Linked DNA regions of Mus musculus: region 1 is linked to region 2. A link is a contact called in ENCODE Hi-C or POLR2A ChIA-PET data. All regions are on one chromosome and are shown on one strand. The core of a region is the stretch at or near the end of the contact, and the rest is flanking DNA. Distances in the headings are between cores, read along the strand shown. Region 1 overlaps 1700011L22Rik (RIKEN cDNA 1700011L22 gene). Region 2 holds the start of Mmaa (methylmalonic aciduria (cobalamin deficiency) type A).

What was found. Hi-C counts contacts between places; a loop is a spot of excess contacts on that map. ChIA-PET counts read pairs that join two places held with the same protein, here RNA polymerase II (POLR2A).
Region 1: a loop to region 2 is called in a map of heart, with 4 times the contacts of the local background. The contact joins the enhancer-like site here to the promoter of Mmaa in region 2. A Hi-C loop is called at or near these places in 5 of 37 maps with a recorded cell type or tissue (Patski and heart). POLR2A ChIA-PET finds 5 or more read pairs at or near these places in 1 of 5 experiments (Patski).

The regions. Positions count from the first base shown.
Region 1 is chr8:79,207,946-79,213,496 of GRCm38, reverse strand. It overlaps 1700011L22Rik (RIKEN cDNA 1700011L22 gene), which reads left to right. Exons shown (of 6, transcript NM_026315.1): 5 at 1-19; 6 at 2,740-3,067. The coding sequence ends at 2,847. Among named protein-coding and RNA genes, the nearest start is that of Gm30271, 8.8 kb to the right of the region's middle. Within about 2 kb of position 3,421, at least 1 of the 3 ENCODE cell types and tissues checked has a DNase peak (open chromatin) inside an H3K27ac peak, as active enhancers do; it is heart, where a contact is called at or near this core.
Region 2 is chr8:79,292,832-79,297,984 of GRCm38, reverse strand. It overlaps Mmaa (methylmalonic aciduria (cobalamin deficiency) type A), which reads left to right and starts at 3,024. Exons shown (of 7, transcript NM_133823.5): 1 at 3,024-3,071. Gm4890 (predicted gene 4890) reads right to left here and starts at 2,907. Exons shown (of 2, transcript NR_045823.1): 1 at 2,478-2,907.

The DNA.
Region 1 (5,551 bases), core at 2,172-4,671, 85 kb after region 2:
GAAGGCCCTGCTGAAACGGGTGAGAAACTTGTTCCCTTTGCCATTCAGTACTGGGTGTATCTGCAGGCAGCACTGCAGACGTGTAGGGGTGCTTAGTGTCTGCATAAGAGCACCCCTTCCTTTATAATCTGTTGTTCTGATATGAGGGGCCTGGAACACTTCAGGTCCTGTCCTGTCTGTTGTTTAGGAAACAGGCTTCAGACAGGCTTTGGGGATGGGAGCTTCCGTCATGTCCTGGGGTCAGGGAACTCTTGGGATCTGCCTATTGTGATAGATGGATGCATTAAGTTCTCAGATAATCCTGCCTTGCTAGGACCCACCCTGTGTGTTGAGTGTCCCAGTGTCTATTGTCCCCACTCTCCCTGATATGGCTTCCCCTAAGCAGGACTCTTACCTCAAATCCCAATACTTTTAAACAGGATGTTAAAACAAGGTCTCTTTTATGCCTTAGACTTCTTGAAGAGGGGCCTTGCCTTGGAAGCACAGGCAACCTGAGGTCACTCCCCAGATAAAAAAGCTGGTGGTGGTGGCACCAGCTCCGGATTCCTTGTGCTAAGGAAGCTGAGGCAGGTGAAGGGCGCCTTGAGGCTCACTGGCCAGGGAGAGACCTTATCTTAAGGAATGAGGTAGATGGCATCTGATGATCAAGAGTTGAGATTGTTTTCTGATCTCTATAAGCCCATGCATACCTGTTCTCACACATACACACACACACACATGCATGTGCATACACAGGTATGCACAAGTACACACACACAGGCACAAGAATACATGCATGTATACACATAGGCATGCAAACACTTAGAGGCAGGCACACATACAGGCATGCACACACAGGAACACATGTTAACCCCCACAAATACACACATATATACACATGAATACCCAAAATGCACAAACATGTATGTGTGCACTAGCACTTATGAGCATGTACATACACATGAACATGCACATACAAGAACACAGGCAGAGGAACACACACAGGCACACACATGAACACATATATGCACACATAACGTACACAGAGGCATGCATATACACATGAGCATACATACACATGAGCACAGATACACACACACAGAGGGCTCTCACACAATTCTCTATTTCTTCTATGTGTCCTACTAACTTCATTTAGTATAAAATAAAGCAATTTTTTGCTATCATTTAATTTTATTAGAGCCTCTCTTTAAGTTGAATCCAAACAACTTAGCTTTATGCTAAGTAATTAAATGTGTGATGTCATGAGTTTGGTATGCTGGTTACATGTGTTAGGGAGAAAAAAATAACTTGGTCAGTAAAATTTTTTTAATGTTATTCAAGTAGCACCTAAGATTGTCACAAGAATACCAATTATGCACACATGTCACTTTGAATAGGCTGGTCTGGGTCACCAAATGAACCTGGTAAATTTAGCTAACAGGGAAGGGTTGGACAGCTTTCCTTGGGTCGCAGACAGCTAAGCCTATTTGAATGGTATCCTTCCAGAATGAAGCAGTCGCTTTAGCATCTAGGGAATGCCGGCGCACTAGAAGGCAGCACCACAAGGAAAGATGCCGGGGTCTAGAAGCTGTGGGTCTGGTGAAAGATCCTGTGCAGTCAGTCATGGACCTGCTTCTCGGGTGGGGGAGGGGGCTCACTTCTGGGAAAGGAAGATGATTTCCTGAAAGTGTGCTGGTCGCAGCTTCCTCCTGGGAGTTGTCTAAGGGAATGATTAACTACAATTAAATAATTCGTTCTTGCTGCGTGGAGTTGCACGGGTGCCAGGCAATTTCATTGCCAATCAGTGTCAGAGCTGTACTGAGGGATGCTTGTCTTCCTCTCCTGACCCCTCCCCTAAATCCATTTTCATACATTCTATTGTGATGTACTAACAGTCCAAAACCATCCCCCCATCCCCCTCCTCTTTCCCTGTCACATTCGATAAATATGGGGCAGTTATCTGACTAATGTTGAGCCAGAATCCTGACCAAACCAAACCATGGCTTTAATGAGTAAAGCAACATTTAATATTTTCATTTTTTTATATGTACATATATGTCTGTACCTGATGCCCTCCCAGGCCAGAAGGCTCCAGTCCTCTGCAAATCTAGTTACAGATGGATATGAGTTACGGTGTGGGTGCTGGGAATTGAACCTGGGTCCTCTGGAAGAGCAGCCATCCCTCCATTCCCCACATTTAAAATATTTTAAAACAGGTACTGATATTTTAGGGGAAGGTGCAAAAGCCACCAGGTTGAGAATTGTCCATTTCCTGCCAGGCTGCCAAAATTCTTAGGGTTAAAAACATTTGCTTGGTGACCAGCTCCACTGGAAACTCTCTTTGAATTCTTCATGTTCGTGGAACCTGACTTGAAGAGGGTCATGATGTAGGACTGAAAAGCCGAGAACTCACACCCAGGATTGCCTGCTGGTTGGAAGTGGGAAAGCATAGTAAAGGTTCCTATCAGTGGGGGATGATGAAAGGGCCGAGACAAGAGACCGAGTCTTTAGCGTTTCTTAGAATTCTTGTCTTTTTAAATCCATCTTGCTTATTGATCTGTCCTTCCTGACTGAGGTACAATATATGAAACAGAAAGGGTTTATTTAGCTTTTTTTAAGATGGAAGAAAATGCAAAAGTGATGCCAGGCCCTGCTCATGAGTGATGTCTAGTTTGAAAGAGGCAATTTAAATCCTATTTTTGTGGGAACTGATCTTTGTGGATGCGCGAGTGTTGACAATCGAACCCTTTCTCCCTCCAGCTTCAGCGACAATGGGATTATGAAAGCAAGTTGGGCTCCTCGGAGGACTCAGGGACGGATCGATTCTCCTCCAATACCAGTGGAAGCTCAGGGCGCAAATTCAAGTGATTTCAAGAAAGAAGCCACAGACCTAGAGCCCTACCTCGTGTCTGTGTTAAGCCATTGAGACAGGAGTTCCAAGAAGGCTTTGATGGATTGTGCACATAGGGAAGATCTTGCTAGAAACTTCCCTGGGCTTCCTCCCTTATTCTTGTGTGTGTGCGCGCGCACACACGCACGTGTGTTGATGGGGAAGGGGTTTGTCATAAACATGATTAATGTTCCTTTACAAAGTGCCCAGGTTCACATTCTGCTGTTAGAACCTCACAAACGATAGCATGACCTCCACCTTAGTGGGCTCCAGAGTTATGTAGCCTGTCCTCTACCTCAGAGAAAGACCTTTCTGTTTTCCCTGTGCTATGACCCAGAAGGCCTGTAGCAGTTCCCTCCACTCAGGGAAAACTGGCTTTGCAGCTGGCTCCGCCTTCCGCGGCGCCCATAGGCCTGCGCCTCCCTCTTCCCGCTGCATCTGCCCTGGCGGGGTCCCCTCACAGCCGTGTGGTTGCCCTGCCCGAGAGCCGCTAAGGGACCTGGCAAAAAGGAGCAAGGCCACGGAATAGTTCCCTCCCGCTGGCAGCCATTCCTCTGCCACCCGGCGCTTCGGGGCCCCGATCCAGCCTGCACCCCAACCCACGGCTCCTGTTGAACAGGAAACACAAACGTCGCACCCTAACCCCCTAGCCGCACCCCAGGACCCAACCCTTAATATGTTTTTTTCCTTTAGCCCCAGGTTGGGCTAAATACATTCGCTGGGAGCCATCTGGTCTGCTTCCCCTTCATGTGGTTTCCATTAAACTCGCCAGAACCGTGCAATGTAAATGCAGCCCTGGGCCACTCCGGAGCCTCCAACAGTCTGCCCTGCGCAGGCAGAGCGAGGGGACCTCTGGGCAGACGCCCAGGCTGGCACCCAAGGACCATGCCCCAGTGACTGTGCATCACCACTCCTAAGGAGGCATTTATCCATGGCAAGGCTTTCTTAGTGCCCCAGTGTTCAGCTTTTGCTACATGCAAGCCAGAGTTTGTTAGAATTCTGTTTCCATTCTAAAAATCAATGTCAACAGCTTTACAGACAAATTTACAGAAATAACCTGGCCACAGAAACTCAGCGTGACCAGCAGCATGTCGGGAGGGCTGAGTCTGCCTTCTATGCAGACCGCCTTCTTCCCTGACTCCCCCTACCCCCATAGGAAAAAACAGAACAGAAAAAAAAAAGTTAGCTTATGGAAAAATACTGACTCACGCAGTGAATTAGGGTTTATAGTACAAGATAAAGGAGACAGGCCGATTTAAGGACTCATAATGTGCTGTATTTGGAAAGTTCTTCAGGTTTATCAAAGATTAGTCCGTTTATTGAGGAGACTGGAAAAAAGGGGGGGACGGGACGGGAAGCAGCAGGGGACCAGCCACAGGCACTTCCAGGCAGTGAAAGAGCCTCTGGTCAGAAGGAATTAACTTGTAGCCGTCCTGTTTTGTCCAGGGTCCTCCTTTTCCTCTGTCTCCACCACCAGCCTAGGTTTCCCTCCCTCCCTTTTTTCCTTTGCTTTCTTTCTGTTCTCTTCCCACCCCCACCCTGGCCAGGGGATTTTATTTGGGATTTTAAAATGAAACCAGGTGCTCCGTAAAACAAAGACAAAGTAGTAACAAGGAAACACGATCCAAGGCCTAAGGAATGCGCTGAGTTTCATGACTCAGGCTGTCCTGGCAAAAAAAGTAGGAGTGACATGAGAGGTGGGTGGCACCGAGCACAGACCATACATGGCAGCCCTGGCCTCCCCTGATAGGGTGGTCAATGCAGCCTGTGACTCACTTTGTAAAAGGCTTCCCAGGCTGGAGCCAAAGGATCAGCAACGGTTCCCTGAGGGGCAGATCCACGTGATAGGGCCAGGGCTACCCTGAGGTTTGGGCATCACATCCTAGGCAAAATGCCACCCTTTTCTCCAGGAAAGAGGCAGGCTTAGCAGACTGCCAAGTGCACTGGTGCCTTCAGGAGATTAACAACCTGCGGGCTTTAAAGTGACAAGGTCTCTCTCTCTCTCTCTCTCTCTCTCTCTCTCTCTCTCTCTCTCTCTCTCTCTCTCTCTCTCTTTCTCTCCTCTCTCTCTCTCCTCCCTCCCTCCCTCCCTCCCTTCCTCTTTCTCTCTCTCTCTCTCTCTCTCTCTCTCTCTCTCTCTCTCTCTCTCTGTATGTGTGTGTTGGGGGGGGGTGTGGTTGGGAGTTCTAAGTCTCTAGGATCGCTGAGGTGCCTTGGTTAGAGGGGGGTTAGGCTGCTCCTGGGAGAAAGTGGAAAGCTTGCCCATGGTGGGGCAGGAGAGGGGGTTCTGGGCGCCATTCCTCAGCAGTCAGGGCAACCAGCTCAAGGGATGCGTTATGCATAAACATGCAGGGAGACACCTAGGCAGACATCCACACATTCTCAGAATTCCTTTTAAATGAGCAGGGATGGTGTGAGGTACACTTTTTGTGTGTGTTAATAAGAGACAGGCTAAGAGTACTAAAAAGGTCCCTCCTAGCAGGGTGGTAGTGGGGGCTGAAATCGGACGGTAAGGTTCATCCTGGCCTCTCGTCATTACCTCTGCATGAGTAGAAGCAAGTGGTGTCCCTCACTCCTGAGAAGGCTGTCACGTTTCGAGTGAGAATGACTGACATAATGAGGTTTCCACATGCAGAAGCTGCACGGACTGGAGGCTTGTTTGCCTTCTCCTCTTTCCCATTC
Region 2 (5,153 bases), core at 1,775-4,274:
CAGGGTGAAGTCAGTGCCCTGTGCTAAGCACTCATCTGCTGCCACCTGCTGGGAGGCAGAGCTGGGCTTCCAGCATCCTTAAAAGGTTTCACAAGGATAACCTTGGATGTACATTGTTGCCTATTCCATAGAAATGACCAGAAAAAAACGCCTTTGGGCCTGAAAGAAATGAACGATTTTAGGGTAAATTAGCTGCAGAGAAGATGTGACCTGAATACAAAACGGAGATGCATTCTTTCCCTTCCACAGAAACTAGATGGCATATTTGCACTTCCCATGAAGTGGTTTACAATGCAGTTTCTTAAAATGCTGCACTTCAAAAGTACTGATCAAGTGTCTACTTAAAGGTAACTAATGGTAACTAGCCATTTGATGTGGGCTAATGGAGAGATGAAGTGGGTAAGACAAATATACAGATACGTAGGAAAACAGTCAATTCAAAGAATATAGCAATGGTTGTTGGAGGCAGAGTAATGACCCTTAAGGCCATCACATTCTTATTTGAACGGAGGAGAGGTGTAGCCCTGACTTTGAGTGGAGACTGCTGGGGTGGATTTGAGGCTGTTTGGGACTGTTGCTTCCCCACTCTGGCTTCTCTTTTTTATAGGAGATAGTTTTAACCATCTTATAATTCTGTCTCTTATTCCAATGACTATTTTTGTACTTTGGGAGCAGAGAATTTATTTTCTAGTCACTTAGGTCCAGATGGGAAATAATTTTGCCCTGGATAGAAACCCAGAGTCTCACCCTTATTGAATTTAGAAATTTTACATGATTTAATCTTTTTAGACTTAGATGTTGTAATGCTTTGAAACTATGCAGTTCCTCTGGGAACAAGGACTGAATGAATTTTGCATAAGAACATTATGACTCTTTGGGGGCCAGAGGTGTGGTAGGGAAAGCTTCCCCCAATACAGATTTCCACACTTTCATCACCAGAGCCTGTGAATATATTTTCTTACAAAACGCAAAGGAACGTGGGAGCTATGATTAAGGACCTTGCTATGGTGAGATTATCCTAAGTGGGCCCAATTTTGTTACACCAATCCTAAAAACTAAAGACCTCTTTACTGATGCTACTGCCTTTGAAAGGAGAGGAAAGGGGCTACAGACCAAGGCACCTCAGGGGCTTCTAGAAGCTAGAAAGAACAAACTAACACTCTTCTCTCTGAGATTCTAGAAAGGAATGAAGTCCTCTGACAAGCTGACTTCAGCACAGGGGGTTAGTTGCACCCTGACCTACAGAAAACAGTACATTTCTGTTCTTTTAAATTGCTAAGTTTGTACCAACTTTTATGGCAGTAATAGAAAACAAATAGATGACTGTACTTACTCTGTTCATGCATTACAATAAGAGATTCCCATGTAATTCCCTTGAAGGAAACAAAGGCATATCTGATTAGTATCCATATTCTGACCCTCTGTTGCCTAGCTGATGTGATTTCCAATTCTCTGAGGCTTATAGCACCTGCTCTGGCTCCCTGTTCTTTAAACACATTAAAGATGGAAATAGGTTATATGCAAATATGATGCCATGCTGTAAAGGGACTGAGCATGCCAGCCTCAGGCGTTCCAGGAGCCTGAACAGTATCTGGCAGCTACTCAAATTTGTTGAAATGAAAATTTAAAAAGTCACAACTGACAGATTACAAAGACTCACAAGTCTTATACATACCATGGCAAACAGCGCTGAGCAGTAACCAAAAGATTATATGCATTACGTAAGTTGGTTGGTGAATTCCCAAGCCTTAATATATGGACTTAAATATGATATTTGTAATAACGAGGTCATTTCCAAACCCTTCCCAGTGCTCTTAGACATGGTGCAGCATTTGTTAAGGTCAGATTGTAAGAAAACTACTGTATCATGAATTTTGTATTTCTTCTTTGTAAATGTTTTAATAATTGCTAGGTACAAAGTTTCACTGGTTTTTAATTTTCAAAAATATTTTTATGTATCTACAAGTAGGAATGTGCTCTACATGTGTGCCTGGTGTTCTCAGAGGCCAGAGGAGGGCAGTGATTTCTTTGGAACTGGATGGCTGTGAACCTCCCTGTGGGCACTGGGAACCCAATCTGGCTCCTTTGAAGAGCAGCCAATATGTTCTTACGTTAATGTTAATCTCTGAGCCATAGCTCCAGTCCCAACAACTTTGCTTTTAAACATTTAAAACTTACGGTGGACGAGTTAAAGGAGCACTTACCGCTGCTGTTTAAGCTGCCTGTTTTTAACGTACTATCGTACCTTTCTCTGTCTCCACACACTTTCCTTCTGGACTGCCTGAAATTTGTAGGTCTCATGACTTCAGTAATTTTTTTTTTTTTAAATTAGCTACAGTGTGGCGCGGTGGGGCCCACCTTTAACCCCAGCATTTGTGAGGCAGAGCCAGGTAGTATGTAAACCAGCATGGTTTTAGGGAGTTCCAGGTCGGCCAGAGAGACCTTATCTCAAAAACACAAATAAAAAAATTAATTACCATTCAGCCCCAGTGCAAGGTAGAACCAGGTCAGGTGCTTTCAAGGGAGAGCCTGCCCACGCCTGGCGAACCTCCCCGGGCACTGCTGAGGTGGTGAGCACAGGCCTCTGGATGTGGGGCATAAGAAATATTACTACGAGTGCATCGGTTTTAAAGAAAGTGTGGGCCCCTGAGCCACTCAGAACTGCCATTGTTCGGCCGTGCATTTCGACTGGGGCTGGAGCGGCTACTCCAACAGGTGGCAACGTGCTCTGCAAAGTTTGCCTACGTCGTCCTCAGTGACCCGTCTCACGTTTCCAGGCGCGGAAGGAGTGGGCCTGGGCACCGCGGCCGCTGAGGGTTGGGCCGGGCCAGCCGAAGCCAGGACGCATTCCAGGTGGGGAACGCTGAGCCCAGAGCGGCCCTCACCACCCACTTCCCGCCCAAGCACACCCCGCCACCCGCGCCTGCGCCCGCCGCGGGACAGCCTTCGCTAAGCGACTGCGCCTGCGCGGGGCGTCGCGTTACGCCTGCGTGCCGCCGGCGGCGGAAGGAGCGAGCAGGGCGGGAGCAGTGGGCGGAAGGGGCGGTGCTCTGCTGCGCGGCCTCGCGAGGGTGAGTGTGGGGCCCGGTGCGCGCGGAGGCCAGGAGTCGGGGCCGCGGTGCGTCCTCCGCCCGGGGTCAGCCCCGCTGTCGGGGGCGCCCCCTGGAGGCTCGCGGGGGGCAGCCGAGGAGGATGTGGCTGAGTCGGGGGCGGGGTGGATGTGGTGGGGCCTGCAGGAAGGACTGGAAGGGACTGAGCGCTTTTTCCTTACATAAGAAAGGCGTCGCAGTCGCTGCTGTCAGGTTCTCGTGGGCCGGTTTGTGAGCTCGTCTCGGGCAGCGCGGAAGGAGCCAGGCCCGGAGGCTGTTCAGTGCTAAGGAGCTCCGCCTGCGGAAGGGAGCAGCAGACCCCTCAGAGGGGAAGGAATACAGATTTGCAGGTTATAAAGCAGGGTTCACTGGGAGTCACAAAGCGGTGTCTGGGTTGCCAAACACCGTCGCGACCGCGCCGGTAGCGTTCCACAGAAGACATGCCAACTTCAGATATGTTTCTCATTTGAAAAATGAAGGAGAGCCTAAGAAAAGGGTTTCTTACTGTCGCCTTTCTTAACAGTTCCCTTGCATATATTTTGGAGAACAAAGAAACTATAAAAAGTGGCTAAGCTAGTAGAAAACCAATTTCCAGGAGAAACAAAACGTTTGGAGGGTTATCTACAATGTCTCGAAAGTTCTTTGACGAAGTAAATATATTCAAGGAAATAGTATTTTTATTAGGATGGTTCTTTTAAGGCTTTGTTTCCTATTAGAGACTATAAACATGGAAAGTTATATAATCATGAGGAACGTAAATGGTGATTACAAAATGTGAGGGTGTCATAAGAATATATTTGGAATGGATGGAGCAAGTGAATGGTTGGAATTTGCCCCAGCTGATTGATGTCATGTGGGAAAAGTAGACATTTAGTCTTGCTGTATGTAAGAAAGGTGTTGAACATTGCTTTAAAATCAGTGCTTTAAAATCATTCATTGCCACGGGTCTTCTACAGAGATCTGAGTTTTCTGGAATAAGGAACAAGTATCTATATTTTTATGTGATCCTCCCGTTGGTTTTAATGTGATTGGTGTTGGGTTGAGTTAACAAGCACCCTCTGTGAGCCGGGTATCACCTAAGTTAGTATTCAGAATAATTTGATTTAGAGAAGAAAGATTTCCCCAAAGCCAGGATCATCAGGAGAGGATTTAAGAGAAGAGTGGATTTAAGCAGAGGAGAAATGTTGTAGAAGAGGAAAGATGAGACCAGTTAAATCTGGAATGTGGGAAATTGGGAAAGTAAGTACTAGGTTTGGAAGACCAAGTCTCCTTAGAGGAAGGAGGTCTGAAAGGAGAGTATGAGAAAATTGTGCAGCAGAAACAGACTATTGGACTTGGTTCTAGGGCATCAGTGTCACACAGAAGGCTTAAGAATGCTTGCAGTGGGGGCCCACTCCCCTAGTCAGAATGCCTGGAGTGGGGCCTGAGCGTTCCCTCTCACAGGTACTCCTGGTCTGGTTTGGGAGATCACTGTGCTAGGACGCGGAGGAATTTGAACAGAAGAAGCTAGATTCATGTTCCAAGATGGATCTTACTGAGCAGTCCAAGGGCACTGGAGAAAGAGTGGAGAAGGGCAGTGTTTCTCATTCTTGATCAGCACGAACTTGGCACCAGGTCCTGCCCGAGTGCACAGCCATTATTCACACTTGCTATTCCCCTGGCCTGCTTATATTTGCACAAGAAGAGCCTGAGACCATAAGAGGGCTCAGTTACCAGTGCTAGTCTCACTAATGCTGCAGATTTCCAGAGCAATGAATAACAACATTTAATGGTGAGAGGGTCCCAGCACAAATTGACCTCAGAGTAGAAATTTGGACATGTGACTCTTTCTGGAAATAGTGAAAGATAAAGTAGACAGGAACCTCAGAGAAGCCCTCCCGAGGCAGTGAGTGTGTTCTGTGTTACCCTCACTTATCAGCGACCACCTTAACCACTCTGTAAAACCATTTTAAAACTTGAAAGGGAGAGGTGAAGCTTTGAGCAGGGGTGGAGATGATAAGCAGGCTAGTGGTATCTGACAACATAGTTTCCAAATCAAAATCAGTTACACACCGGGTGATTGTG